Regions from separate parts of the Homo sapiens genome. Here region 2 is linked to region 1. Evidence: chromatin loops called from intact Hi-C (ENCODE). Cell type or tissue: heart right ventricle. All regions are shown on one strand. Each heading gives the region's core, and the rest is flanking DNA. Links, peaks and the distances in the headings are about the cores only.

Region 1 (7,742 bases), core at 2,312-4,811:
GCTGACCAGTTGTATATTTGTTGTAGTCCCTGTATGTATGAATCAAAAAGAGATGGTAGGGGAGGAGCATCGGAACATCGGCTCTATAGTCCCACTTTAGAGTTGACATTGCAATTATGATCTCTTATTGTGTTTTTCGATTAGTTTCATTGGCCTTGTAATTAGTGGGAAATTCTTCCATGTTCTTGTCACGGGTTTCCCTTACTCTCACTTTTCATTATTGTGACTTATCTCCTTTTGGAGGGTGCCTTCATAGGTGTTTTTTCAAGAAGTTGGAAAAGCTTGCTTGCTTTAGGGGCTGCTTAACAATATGTAATTTTAAGTAGGAAGAATGAGGAAAGGGTTTTTATTTTAATTTAATTTAATTTTATTTTTCCCTTAAACCATTTTTCTAAGGTTGATGTACTTTCATTGCTATAGTATGAGAGAAGACATCACATCCTTATACCTTGGGCAAGGGGAAAGCTGATTTTAGCAAAATTACCACATTTCTCCATTGCAGCCTGCATTATCACATTATAACACTACAATCAAATGAAGCCACCAATCACAGAGGACTGAGAAAAAAATAATTTTTCAAAACTGTCTATTAGCTTCATTTTGAAGCTACAATATGCTACGTAAGTATGAATTAATAATACCAAGTTCTGTAGCTTTTATAATGTACCAGCTACTGTTTTTAGCATTTTGCATTTATTAACTAATTTAATTCTCGTGCCAACCCTATGAGGCAATCTTACAAATGAGGAAACTGAAGCAGAGGGCAGTCAAATAACTTGCCATAGGTTTTATAGGTAAGTGTCAGCTAGGATTTGCAATCAGGCAGTGTGGCTCCATTATCTATGTTTTTAATCATGTTAGACTAGCAAAGGCCAAATGACTGAACATCCATCTTAAAATGCTTAATGAATTATTTCTGAATCTACTTAATTTAAATACACGTAAAGAAACCTGGAGAAGTCTTTGAGAAGAAGATGGAAAAGTTAATTATGTGTGTGTGTGTGTGTGTGTGTGTGTGTAGAGAGCAAGAGAATACACACACACAAAACACGACTCTGTGTCACTATTAAAAAAAGGTATAATCGCATGACAATAATTTCTGTAGATTCTCCCTTCTTTCAAGTATTAATATTTTGAAAATAATTTAAATCATTTGCCTTCTTTTATAGAAAAATAATAACAATGATTACCCCAAATCATACCCCTAAGGGTTGTTCCCTGTAACAATGATCAAATTACATTAGCTCGTTATTTATTTTCTCATACCACTTGCTATAGACCATCAATAGTTTGAATTTGTGAGTTAGATGAATACAGTTTTTAGTCCAGTTTTCGGTCACAGAAGAGAGCAAAGCATTTGCTGATGTCGAATGCATGACCTTGGACCTCCTCAGAAACATTCTCTAATCAAATGAACTCCTGGGAGCAGATTATTTACATCTGGAAGGCAAACATTATGTAAATGTTTATTCTTCTCACATTTGTTTAGAGGGACTCAGAATTATCCCCAGGTGGGGAAATCTACATTTTATTGTCTCTTTTTGTAGTGATCCTGTCCCATTTGTCAGGCTATGAAAGGGGACCACTTGAAAGGCAATCGCAGAAGGGCTTCCAATGTCTTCAGTGACCTTTTTGGATTTTCAAGAATTCCTGAAACTGCTAGAACATTCTTAGATTCTCGAGATGCTTTAAAAAAAAGTTGTGTTGGGATGCTTTTATAGGAAGCATACAATAATGTAATTGATGAGATCACAAGCAAAATTAACTTTAAAGCTAGAGATCTCTTTTCTGAAACATTACTGTCATTTATATAATTTTTCTTCTAATTTGTTTACATTAAAAATCCAGAGAATACAAATATCTGAGAAAAAGAGAAAAATGGAAAAATATATGCAAAAAAAGATGAGAAAGAAAGATTAGAAGAAGTTTTGTTTTCATGCAGATAGGATATTAGAGTGTTAGAATTGAGATCTCTCAATTTACCAAGAAGAGAGTCGACCAAGAATTGGAGTCGTTTCTCTAAAGCACAGCAGTCAGCACGTGGTCCATGGGAAGGAGATTTCCACGTGCTTCTCTTTCATCTCATTCATTCCCAGCTGGAAGGTCGGAAGAATGACAAAAGGTCCTGGCAAGAGAGATGCCTCATTGCCATTCTTTTCTCATATATTTGGTAGGTTTTAGCAAATGATAGAAAGATTTTAAATTAGTTTGCCCACGCTGCCACAACGGAATACTTATTTATGTATTATGACTGGGTGGCTTAAACAACAGAAATTTATTTTCTCACAGTTCTGGAGGCTGGAAGTCGTCCAGATCTAGGTCCTGTGGGGTCTCTGAGGAGGCCTGTCTTCCTGGCTTACAGATGTCTGGCTTCTTGCTGTGTGCTCTGGTGATGGAGAGAGGGAGAGAGAGGAAGAAAGGCAGAGAGGGAGATGGAGGAGGAAGTGGGACAGGGAAAGGGAGAGGGAGAGAGAGCACACTCTTATAAGGACACTAATCCTGTTAGATCAGGGCCACACCCTTATGACCTCATTTAACCATAATTATTGCCTTAGAAGCCCTATCTCCAAATACAGCCACACTGGGGGTTAGGGATTTAGCATTTGAATGGGGAAGGCCCCAATATTCCATCCTTAACAGACTCGTAGTACCTTCTAATTTTAAAGAGGATTGATAGTGCTATAGAAATTCTTTCCAAAAAATAGACAGGAAGGTTTGAATAGCAGAATAAATTTAGCTTAGGAATCAGACAGATCTGAATTTGAACCTGTGGCTCATCTACTGACTGATTATCCATAGAGAAGTTATTTACTCTTCCTGAGTCTTAGTTTTCTCCTTTGTACCATGAGGACAGTAATGCTTCAGCTATTGCATAGAGCACTGAACACAATGTTGTTTATAAGGATAAGTGCTCAATGTATGAAAATGATGATTATTATTATCCCAGAGATTAGGTGTATCCCAAGGACTCAATTTACCTAATCCAAGTAAAACTATCATAAACAAGTATTTCCTTATCCTTGACTGCCTTATGAATAATTTTAGGGGAAGTAAAGCTATGATTATGAAATACATAATTAGGGAAAAAGCAAAGCTAGCCATACTTTTTTTAAGCCTTCAAAAATGCCTTTCTTCAACCTTAACAATATTCTTGACTGCTCACAACACTTTCTTTTCTACACATCTTTGAATTTCAAAAAACAAACCAAGTTATGCTAGTGAAACTTTTCCACTGACTCATCTTGTTCTGGGGGCCCTGGAGGCCAGAATCAGGATCAAGAGATGGGATTCCCCAGGAGAAAGATTTAATCTCTACTAAAACAGGAGCTTTGTAATAGTTTGAGCTGTTGAATAAGGAATGAGTTTCCTCACAAGGTGGTGAGTTCCTCATCTCTGAATGGGAGCCACTTGGCAGGAATATTGTGGTAGCATTTCAAGCAATGGACAGGAAACTGCTATACGTGACCTCGGAGAGCTCTTCTGCCCTGAAATTATGTGATTCCAGAATGTCACTTTCAGGAAGTCTCTCCCTTTAGAAAAGGATGTCCAGATGGAAATTACCTCAGTGTCTGGCTTAGGACCTAGAAAATAGAACTCTGATTAACTTGTTCTGGCAGCCCTGGAACTTGAAGTTCTTTCAGACTGTGCCTTAAGTCCTAGGGCTACTGACCATCACTTTGGAGCTAAATATAGTCTAGAAAGTACCATTGTGTATCCGACACTAGGAGCCAGTGCAGCCGGCTTGCGTCTTACCTTGGTGTCTAACACTTCGTTAGGCCCTGGACATGATCCTTTTGTTAGATGCCAGCACAAGCATTTCATTACAGATTCAGGAAATGATGAAGAGATAAATGTTAGAAAGAATGTTTCCAAGGAAGATATTAATGGAGTGTTAATGCATCTTACTCTCTTCCCAGAGCAGAATCCTCTAGAGGGATTTTAGATTTATGGGAGTGAGAGTTCATCTATGCCAACAGAATCTTTACCTTCATTTAGCAACAAAGTAAATATGAATGTTAATTAAAGTGCCTGGTTTAGCACTTCCTTGTAAGCAAAATTCCTTGAAAACTGCTATCTGGAACAAAGCCATATCCTTGCTCAGTCATGGAAACCTAGAGCCAAGAAAACTAATGTATGCTTTCCTACCTCTGAAATGGAAGACAATAACAACATTGTATTCTCCAAGCTGAAAAATTTTGGACAACAGCATTTTTTTCATGAAGCAGGCCTCAAAGAGAGTTGTGAAAGGACCTTTGAAAGAGTTTCTGGAGCCCAATCTTTTTTTTTTTTTTTTTTGAAGTTGGTGTGTGTTTTAAAGGTATAAGTAATATGGGCTTCATAAATATTTTAAGTTTAAACATCAGTTTATTCTTTACCTTTCAACTTGGACACTGGAAATCATGATGCTATTATCAATATTTTAGCTATTATTAAAAGCCAGCCAGGGAAATGCACATACGGGCATACGTGTTGTGCCTCTCTCATAAAGTTTGCCTTTAGGTTTATCATTTATTTCTAATGATAAAGAATGCTTTATAGTTGGTAGCATTTTTTCACATTAATCATTTCTAATGTTTTCAAGATGCCCCAGAAATCTGAAATACCTCGTTATAGTTCTTGATCTATACAAAGATAAAATACTGCACTTGCTACATCTACAAATCAATTTAAAAATTACCTCCTAGATTTGAAATCACTTGGAGTATGGGAAGAAGAAAGAGAAAAGCACAGATAAGTCAGGCAAGCTTGTAAAATGAAATAAAAGTCTTTGCATTTTTCTCATGAATCACAAAAGTGCTTGTTGTTTGCTCCTGAGGGTTGAGGTGTGATAATCTATTAAATTGTTATGTGTTCATCATTTGGTATGGGTCCAAACTTTTTGTCTTCAGTTTTTCTCTTTTTTCATTGTCTTCTCTTTTTTCTCCTTTGTAGATTTTTGGCAGGTGGGTATGGGAGCAAAGCATCAGAGTCTTTGATATTATATCATCAGGATGCTGGTGGAGATGCTGGTTGGGTTAATTTAATTTAAAATTTCCTTTAATGTGTTTGTGGACATGGATGGGGTGGGAGGCTTCTCTCTCTGACACTATATTACTGAGGTTAATGTCATATATGGCTAATACATTATAGTTCTAAGGGTTGCATGTAACTAAAGTAACTAGGCTAATCCTAGTTTAAAATATTTCTGATGCCTCGGTAAAAAGATTGGAAGAATAATGAGCAGTGAAGTGGGAACAAAAAGGATTTTGATAAAGCAAAGCTGATTCTTTGTGTGTGTGTGTGCTATGACCTCTATTGTTCTCAGAAAAGCAGCTTGAAACTTGAAAGGTTAATAGGAAACCTTTTTTCCCCTTATATTGTAGCATCAAAAGTTCTCAGGCTGCAAGTGTAATTTATCCTAACACCTGCTGGGGTAGACACCAGGGCTCTATATCTGCCTCTAATTCTAATGGTCTTGTGATGTGACCTCAGTCACTTACGCATAAAGTGAGGGAATGTTAAATGTCTGTCATCGCAGTTTTGTTTAATAGGAAGATTATATAAATTTTATGTAGTGCTATCTAAATGAATTTTGTTTTCAGCTCTTACCTGGGCGTTCCTGGCTCTTTAGTACTCTGTTGGAACAGATGTGAGATGTCAAGAGTACCTATTCACCAGAAGATTGCTGAAACCTTTACCATGTTTACTAAATGTTATACTTTTAAACACTTACATATTTTTAAATGAAGGATATCTTATTCAAATACTATTATGTAGCTGATGGGATCAATATAATCATACTGTAGTTTACCCTTTGCCTTCCTTAGTAATGAATAGACTCTCTTGACATGCTTCCTGCTCTGTTCTTTACACAATTGAAAACAATAACAAACAGCCATGAAAATGGTACGGAGTTGGTGGCAATATAAATTTTGGCATTATGGAAAACAGCCATTGTGGAAAACAGTGTGGAGGTTCCTCAAAAAATTAAGTCAAACTACCACATAATTCAGCAATCCCACTGCTGAGTGTACACCAAAGGAAAGAAAATCACCACCTCATAAAGATATCTGCATTTCCATGTTCATCTCAGCATTACTTGCAATAGCCAAAATATGGAATCAACTTAAGTGTCTGTCAATGGATAACTGGATAGGGAAAATGTGGCCTATATACACAATGAGATTCTATTCAGCCTATAAAAAGGAGGAAATTCGGCATTTGTGGCAACATAAATGAACCTGGAAAACATTATGTTAAGTGAAATAATGCAGGCACAGAAAGACAAATACCTTGTGATCTCACTTACATGTCGAATCTGAAAAAGTTGAACTCATAGAAACAGAGAGTAGGATGGTGGTTATCAAGGGCTAGGGGCAGGAGGGGATTGGGGAGATGTTGGTCAAAGGGTATAAAATTTCAGCTGAAGGGAGGAAAAGTTCAAGGGATATATTATACAACATGGTGACTATAGTTAATAACAATGTATTACATACCTGAAAATTGCTGAGAGTAGATTTTAAGTGTTCTCATCAAAGCAAAATAAGTATGTGAGGTAATACATTTGTTAATTATTAGCTCAATTTAGCCATTCCATAGTATATTCACATTTCAAAACATCATTTGTACATCAAAACATTTGCATAATTTTTATCTGTCAATTTGAAAAATTTAAAAACTAATACGGTATATTGTTTGGAAATTTAGCTATTGTTCTTTACTTTCAAAAGATACACAGCAATATTTTTAAATATATATAACCATATAATCTGATATCTTTACATAGAAATTAAATCTGTGTTAATTAATTTCATCTGTATTTCATATGGGCATATGATGTTTTACTGAAATATTAAATTTAATTTCAGGGTAAAATCAAATAGTCGCCATTTAGAATAGTGAGTTCTATGGATGGAACTCTGGTCCATGAAGTCCCTGAAGTTGAATGTAAAAGATACGTGTAAGTGAATTTTCAGGGAGATGATCCATAGCTTTTTCAGATCCTCAAGGGAGTCTCCTCCACCCCACCCCAATCATATACATATAAAATTCTAGAACCAGAGGATTAACATAAAGTAGAACAGGCTATCAGAAACTTGGTGGGCTTGTGAAAAGCTTTAAAAATGTGTTTTTAGGAGTGCTGTAATTTAATGACACTGAAGCTCAGTGAGAAAGTGCTTCCTGATGGACAGAGCCCACTTTGCTCAATGCAGACCTCCACAAATGTCTTCATGCAAACTTGCATTGCATAGGTGATATTGGTGTCAGGAATTATGACATTATATATTTGATTCTACCTCTTCTTCAGAAAAAAGATATATCTCTAGAAATGTCACAAACATGAATCAAATCATGTTTTAATATTGTGTTTTATAAATACTAAATAATTAGCCAATGAATATTTAATCTTTTCATTGAAAATGTGAGTAACTTGCAAAAGCTGCTTTTATTTTCTAAAATTGCAGCCCTTTCTGACATTATTTCAATGGACTCTTCCTTCAAGCCTCAAAACTGTAGGTTTGAAGCTTATTTTATAAACTTAATGGAAATCTATAAACTTAATGGATATTATAAATCTTAATATAAATTTTTGGTTTTTAAAAAATATATTTGAATTCTGAAAGCCCTTATATAATCATCATCGTTATCACCACCATCATCATCTGTAACAGGTGCTATTCTAAGTATTTTTTATCCAGTAATTCATTTAATTATTACAGCAATCCTGTGCAATAGATACAACTTTTAGCCCCATTTTACAG
Region 2 (7,742 bases), core at 1,970-4,469, 220 kb after region 1:
GCCTCAGGGATGAGGTCTTTCAAAAGCCTTTGGATTTGCTGTTTTGGAGTCATGGGCTATTAAAGGAATATCTTTTGTTAAGTAGTGAGAGTGGAAGTCAGATTGCAAGAAGTTAAAAGGTAATGGTAGGAAAGTTGACCGTCTTTGAATACAGTTGATGGCATATGATTTAATGCAGGAGAAAGTGGGCTAACTTTTCGGCATTAACTTTCTTTCAGTATACATTGAACCAATTTCAGGCCTACAGTTTTAGGTGTAATATAATAACCACAAATATCATTTGGTTTTATTCTACGAGGCACTGAGTGTTAGATTTCCACAAATGAATGCATCCTGACATAAGAATTGTACTTCCCGCCTTGATTCCTGGGGAGATGTCATTGCAGATTTGCCACTAATCTTTAATTCATTCTTCCAAACACTGCATTTCATTAGGCCTTTAGGCTTAGGGTTGGGATGGTGCTTTATCTGTGCTGTCGGTCACCACGCATAGAGTATCCGGGCGTAAAGAGATAATTGATTCTCTTTATTTCATCCTCATAGCTTTGTATTGCAAAGTTTTGAGGCTATGACTTTACCTTGTATTTAAGTAGAGATTACACAACCTGCTGAAAGGAAGTTGTCGGGGATTCCTAGGTTGAATAAGAAAGTTGGACTAGGAAATAAGACCTCACATAATAATTATAATTGCCTATAGCTTAGTCTTACAACTTGCTGGATACTTTTCTAGGTAAGTTGCATACATCATCTCTAAGCCTTACTATAGTGCAGAGAGATAGATTATCAGGGAGGAAAACGGGAAAAGTGGATGCAGTTGAGTAAAATGATTATCCACATGGGCTGAAGTCAGGCTGGACAGGGATCAAATTCTAACTACCACTATCTATGATTATGATCAGGATTAATAAAGTAGTATATGAAAAAATCTGTAATAAGCTCTCAACAAACCATACCTGATTTTTCTTCCCATATTTCATATGAGGAATATGGGGTAAAGTAACTTGCCCAAGTTGACATAAATTGTAAGTGGTAGAAATGGGATTTAAACCTGGCTTTCTCAGCTTCTAGTTTGTTCTGTTTTCAGTGAACAAGACTGCTTCCCTATCAATAAGGTAGTTGTTATAAAGTCATCAACATTAATGTGAAATGATAGGGGTTACAGAAATATCTGTGTTTGAAATAATAACAATAAGGATACTTTAATTGAGTTCCTAAAATACGCCAATCACTCTATGATGTCACACCTTATTTCAACAACCCTATGAAATACTTACTTTTATTATTCTCATTTAATGGATGAGGAAACCAAGACTTAGAAAATTTAAATATTTTGTCCAAAATAATAATCACTCACTGGCAGAACCAGAATTTGAACCTAGGTATTTACAGACTACATTTTCCATGTATTCTCTCATTTATCCTGTAAAGTAATGCTGTAAGTTAGTAGAACACGTATTAATAAAACTTTTCTTTCTTTTTCTTTCTTTCTTTTTCTTTCTTTCCTCTCTTTCTTTCTCTCTTTTTCTCTCTTTCCTTTTTCCCTTCCCTTCCCTTCCTTCCTTTTCTTTTTTTCTTTTCTTTTCTTTCTTTTCTTTTAAGACAGGGTCTCACTCTGTTGCCAGGCTGGAATGCAGTGCCACAATCACGGCTCACTGCAGCCTCAACCTCCCAAGGCTCAGGTGATCCTCCTGCCTCAGTCCCCCGAATAGCTGGGACTACAGGCACACACTACCATGCCCAGCTATTTTTTTTAATTTTTAGTAGAGACAGGGTTTCATCATGTTGCCCAGGCTGGCCTCGAACTCCTGGACTCAAGTGATGTGCCTACCTCAGCCTACCCTGAGTGCTGGGATTACAGGTGCGAGCCACTGCGCATGGCCAACTTTATTATGATTTTTTATTTTTCTGATGAGGATTGAACTCAAGCAGATTAAGTGACTTGTTCAAGTTCTTTCACATACATTTACCAAAAGACAGTGTTGGGACTCAACGCCAATTTCAAATCCTGCTATCAAGCTGCCTCCAGATTGCTGCTAGGAACCCTTTCAACTTGAAAATCCCAGGCCTCTGTGAATAAGACTGAAAAAGCTGGGGAACACAAGCACAAATAGGTGGATATTTTTTCTTTGTAATTATGATAGACTCAGTTTATGCAGGCCACACACTGTCAACCCAACAGAAAACATATGAATGGATGAATGGCCATATAGTAATACCCCCCAAAACATAAGTGAATGAATGATCACCACATAGTAATACCCTAGAAACTGTATGTCACTGAGTAATACCTTAGAACTCACTATATGGAGCAAAGAGAGGCAGGGCAATGTTGGCCCCCCTCCAAGGATTGTAAGAACACCCAATTACCTTGTTATAATACAGATTTTACTTCTCAACTCAATAGCACCTATTCGAAAATTGTATATATTATCACACCAGTCTTAAAAATTTTTTAAAAAGAAAATTGCATATCAAGATCTTGCTTATACTTGCTATTAGTAATTGTTTCTTCAGGATAACCAGATGGATGAAATTTGTTTTCTGCTCTTCATAATGCTGAGTTTGCATAACCTATAAGCTATGTTGTTGTTCCACTTTTATTCTAAGTCCCTCTTTGCAAAAAAATGAACTTCATTTCTTTATCAGTAACAGAACTTCAGTGTCAACTGTAAAAGTCTCAAGACTTTTAATGCTTCTCCCGTTGTCATCTACACCCACTACTGCTACCGCTGTCTCTCTTCATCATTAAAGAGGGCTTTTTGTTTGCCCAGTTCATAAGAGCCTCTGCCCTCATCATGAACCATAGCCCTGGAATCACAGTGACACCCAGGGCTTTGATGATAATGGCTCATATTTCTTTTCTCTATCTTAGTGACTTAAAAACATAGCCTTAAAAATAAGCAAAGCTGTTGTAATGTTTAATAATGACTTTTTAAAATGGAATACTATGTTTTTCTGAAATTGTGGCAAATTTATTAATCAAACTTAGGCAATAAAATGAAGAAACGTCATGAAGTTATCTTTTGATTATATATTAATCTTCTAATCAGTTGGTTACTATCACCTTGCCAAATAACACAGAGTCCTGATAAATAGGAGATTTAGTGGTTATTGGTCTCGACATCATCAGCCAACAGCTGGTTTTAAATGAGTCCTAAGCTCTCACAGTTTCAATAAGCCACCCAGAAGCTCTGCTTCACATTTTCATAAAATTCCTTTCTCCTCCTAGTGTATTCGAGTAAATTTTCATAACAGCTGGGACTATGCAAAACTGATAGCATCTTAAAAACATCTTTGGCAAGACAGATTAAGTTCCAGAAAAGGAAAGCATTTAGAAGTTTATTTTATTATCTTAACCTTTGTTGACTTGAATGATTAAAGATTTTTTGGCTCTGCTAAAACATTTAGGCCTGGATATTAATTTGATGTCCTTATTTGTTTAACCCTTGCCTTTCTCTGTAGCCTTAATGAATATACTACTCATTGGGTACTGAATGTATTGCCTGAGAAAAGGGAATGGATATAACACAATGGAAAGAAATAAATTATGAGAAAATTATTTTAACACTTTCCAGATTCAGAAGCTGGCATGGAAACAGTAAGCTCATTAAGATTTGCACATGTTCTTATCATAGGGATTTTCTAATCAGAATTCTCTTTAGAGTGTTCTGTGTCATACTTCAACCCACTAAAAAGTTGTTGCATTGAATTGAACCCAGGAATATTTGTAAATTTGTCCTAATATCGGTCAATTTAGAAAATAAATTATTTTTTACAAACAATGGTAGATGTGTTGACAATATTTCCTTGGAATTCAGTGTTGTAAATTTTATCTCAGTGTTAGTGGTTGAATGGCTGGGCTCATCAAATATGAAAAAAAGAGATTTGGAAAGGATGAGGAATAATGGCTCTACCTATATTATGTCACTTTAAATCTTGTATATATGTCCTTAAAAGATTATGTAAGTAAATCTATCCCTACTGAATAAATATAGTAATTCAGTTGAGTAAACTTTTATACAAAATATATGAAAGTAAGAAGGAACATTTTGCAAAATGCTTATATATATAAAATAGTATAGTAGTGAAATGCCTGAGATGTGAGCCTTTAACTGAAAATTCTATTAATGACCACAGAGATATTAAAATCAAAACCAAAGCCAAAATCCAATCCTAAGCACATCCTCTGACAAGAAATCCTGGAAAATGATACCAACCAGTTTAAATAACGATTGGATTTCCTTTTTGTCTTTTGAGTACAGTGACCTTCATATGTAAATAATTATTTGATTATTTACATTATTTATTTTAATTAATTTTCTTATTTACTATTTATTAATTTATTAATTTAATTTAATATTCACATTATTTAATTAAATTATTCACATTATTTAATTATGATATTATTTACATATGATATGTAAATAATTATTTCCATTTTATGGAGTAAAGAGATTTCATTTGTCCACACTTTTCTGCTTATTGTTCATGTAAACTGCAATATTATTCTTACTTTTTCATGTGACATATATCCCTGGATGTATGCCTTATCTTTTCAGGCTTAGGGGCACTATTTCACATTTTTCTTGAAATTAAGTAGAATGACATATTTTAATCGAAAGAGAATATATTTGTATATGTATATATTTAATATTATTCCATTTATATTTCTTTTGTTGGGATTTTTACAAGTGCTGCTTTTTATAAAATATTGGTTACATAATTTAAAGACTTCCTTGATAAGTAATATATTAATAATCCTCTCTCAAACATGAAACTATACGGAAGGTTTTATTCTTTGTCTTATATTTAAGCAAGCTTTTTTACTTGAATCCAAATATAAGATTTTTAGATTTATTAATTCATGTAATGTAGAGCCATGAGTTGCACTAACGCCTACAATGGAAGCATATGCTAAAATGTGAAGGTCGATTTGGGGTTGATGACTTTCAATATTATATAGAGAATGTAAGGCTTTTAGTAAATATACTAAAACCTGTATTTGAAATGGACAAAAAAAATCCAATTTATACTTTAGCTGGTAATACCCATGAATAATGAACATATTGTGGATAGAAAATACAGCAATTTATAAACAATTTACACTAACAAAATTGAACATTATTACCACCATTATTTTTGTATCACTCCCTAATATAGAATTATAGTTGCAACTGGAAATATTTGAAGTGAATTAACCAAATAGAAGTCAAGAAAGCATAAAACAGCAGATTTTAATGGTGCATCACGATTTACAGAAGGGACTGGAGGGCAGGATTATATTTTTGATTCTTCCCTTCAGAATGGGTGGAATAATGGCTTATGCATTGACAGATGATGTTCAGGGAGAACAGTTCCTGTAGGTCTGAACAAGATGGGTCTCTGGAAAGTCATTTAATGCCAGACAGCAGCATCCTTTCATAAGCATACCTGCACTAATGTGTCCAGCAGCCCCCTGTAGCAGACACAGCCTGTAAATCACAATTGGCAAACAAGACTGGCTTTGTAGGAAAAGGATGTCAGTTGCAAGGCCCTACTTCAAATGTAATTCTACAGTGACTTTGGGGGAGTGAGGAAGGTTTGCTTTTCATCTCTTAGAAGCCAGTTAAACTTTGCTTGAAAAATGTTGATATTGAGAGAAACCTTTATTGATCACTAGTGGGTTTTATTAGCACAAATGAATTATTTAACACAAACATAGACAATAGTAATAATAATAATAATAACAATACTGTTGGTTTTACAGTTCCACGTACCAAGAACTTCCGGGCATTCTTATCATGCTTTATAAGCTTGTGAATTTAGCACGAATCTGGTTGACAAGAGTCAGTGATGGAAAGGTAGTATCAAAAACCTCCAGTGTAGCATTCCAAACCATCAAAGAACTGGTTACATAGGATACTCTTTTCAGTACAGGTATTTTAGTCAGCTTCAGGCCTAAAGTAATTCCTTATAATTAAGAATTAAGGGCCGGGTGCAGTGGCTCACACCTGTAATCCCAGCATTTTGGGAGGCCGAGGCGGGTGGATCATGAGGTCAGGAGATCAAGACCATCCTAGCCAACGTGGTGAAACACTGTCTCTACTGAAAATACAAAAACTGGCTGGTCGTAGCGCCTATAGTCCCAGCTACTTGGGAGGCTGAGGCAGGAGAATCGCTTGAACCCGGGAGGTGGAGGTTGCAGTGAGTCGAGATCCTGCCACTGCACTCCATCCTGGGTGACAGAGCGAGACTCCGTCTCAAAAAAAAAAGAAAAAAAAAGAATCGAGGTAGAGAAATGGTGGTGGAAAACAAAAAGAGAGAGAGAAATTGCCATGGCAGAGTGAGAGTGCTGTCCTGGCTTGAAGCCTGTGGGATGCAACGGGAAATGGCAGGAACTAACTGTAACATTAGGAAGGACAAGAGAACAACAGGTGGTAATTCCTGTCTCATTTGCGATGTCTTCAAAAGAACATGTCAGCCTGAATATTCTGTTTATTGGCAGGGGAAGAAAAATCTAAGGGAGATACAATCAAATTTTTAATTAAGAATACATTCAGTTGTTTTCAAACATATTTTTATTACTTTGGCCTTTCATCAGGCTTATTATTTTTAGAGGCTGACTTAATTTACTTAGCTAGACTATTAAAATTGTGGCCCAATCTTGAAATTTCTTGCCAAAATCTTGACCTTGTCATCATTGAAAGGAAGCCATCACTTTGTTATATTTCCGGGACTGCTAAAGGGAAATTCTTCCACTGGTGAGGTAGGAAGTACAGAATGAAGGAAGTGACTGAGGGAGTGATGCCCAAACACAACACAACACAGCACAACACAACAACAGAACAGAACAGAACAGAACAGAACAGAACAGAACAGAACAGAACAGAACAGAACAGGAGAACCTTCTGAGATGTGCCTTAGTTTGAAGTTGCATATGCTGTCATCATATGCGACTGAAAACTAAGTGGCAAATCTTGCAAAAGACAATCAAAATAATACGTTTTGGATTGCCTTTTGCAAGATTTATGAATTACTTCTTATATTAAGAATTATCAAACACTTGCCTTTTATAGCCAGTTGTTTAAAATATTGTACTGTATCTCATTCCATATGCTAGTGTGTGAACGTATTTCAGTTCTCACTGATAGGAATTAGTCTATCTCTAGGTATATTTTATATACACATCTCTGTGTGTGAATACTTACTCATAATTACACTCACCAATAATGTCTTTATGAAGCAGAGTTGTCCATAAATACAGATTCTCCACATATGCAAGATCTAAACATGCACAAATGTGAACCTATTCTTGTTTATACTCTGATTCCTGTTAAGAAAAGATAGGTGAATGTTCAAAGCAATCTATGAAGCTTTTTAGATTAACTTGATATATCTTCCTTAGCTTTTTGCACAAAAATTGTTAAGCTCCTCATCTTCTAATTAATTGTTTTTTAAAAAGTATTTTTCTATTCAGTGTAGCATTTCAGGATTAAAGAGAATGTAAATTAACAATAATTTAGTGCTACCTTGCATACCTTAACATGCAAGGAAATCATTCTTAATATTTCTTTGCAAAGTGAGATGGAAGCAAGCACAGTGGAAGTTCTTGATGATCGCATCAAAGACTGGCTCTGACTTCCAAATAGAGTCCACACACGTTTTCAAGATAATCTTGAAAAGCAAATATTTACCTTGACTTCGATCTTAGAGAAAACTTGGAGACTAATTCAAGAGACAGATGACTTTTCTTAGATATATCT

Evidence for each region. A loop is a pair of places that touch in the nucleus more often than their neighbours do. Peaks named below come from ENCODE experiments on the same cell type or tissue, not always from the same donor. Only the 100,000 strongest peaks of a DNase experiment are listed, where the experiment ranks them.
Region 2: a loop joins it to region 1, with 2.4 times the contacts of the local background. A loop is called at or near these places in 1 of 110 quality-filtered maps.

Annotation. Positions count from the first base shown.
Region 1 is chr4:109,180,478-109,188,219 of GRCh38, reverse strand. All of the region lies in intron 3 of COL25A1 (collagen type XXV alpha 1 chain), which reads left to right. It overlaps LOC124900754 (a long non-coding RNA gene), which reads right to left and starts at 2,350. Exons shown (of 4, transcript XR_007058223.1): 1 at 2,288-2,350. RefSeq lists an enhancer at 1,273-1,800. In heart right ventricle, for the core only: no CTCF peak of the experiment used is centred there; DNase peaks (open chromatin) are centred at 3,419 and 3,729; H3K27ac peaks cover 2,500 bases.
Region 2 is chr4:108,960,705-108,968,446 of GRCh38, reverse strand. The region is part of intron 8 of COL25A1 (collagen type XXV alpha 1 chain); the gene reads left to right. Among named protein-coding and RNA genes, the nearest start is that of ETNPPL, 200 kb to the right of the region's middle. In heart right ventricle, for the core only: no CTCF peak of the experiment used is centred there; no DNase peak of the experiment used is centred there.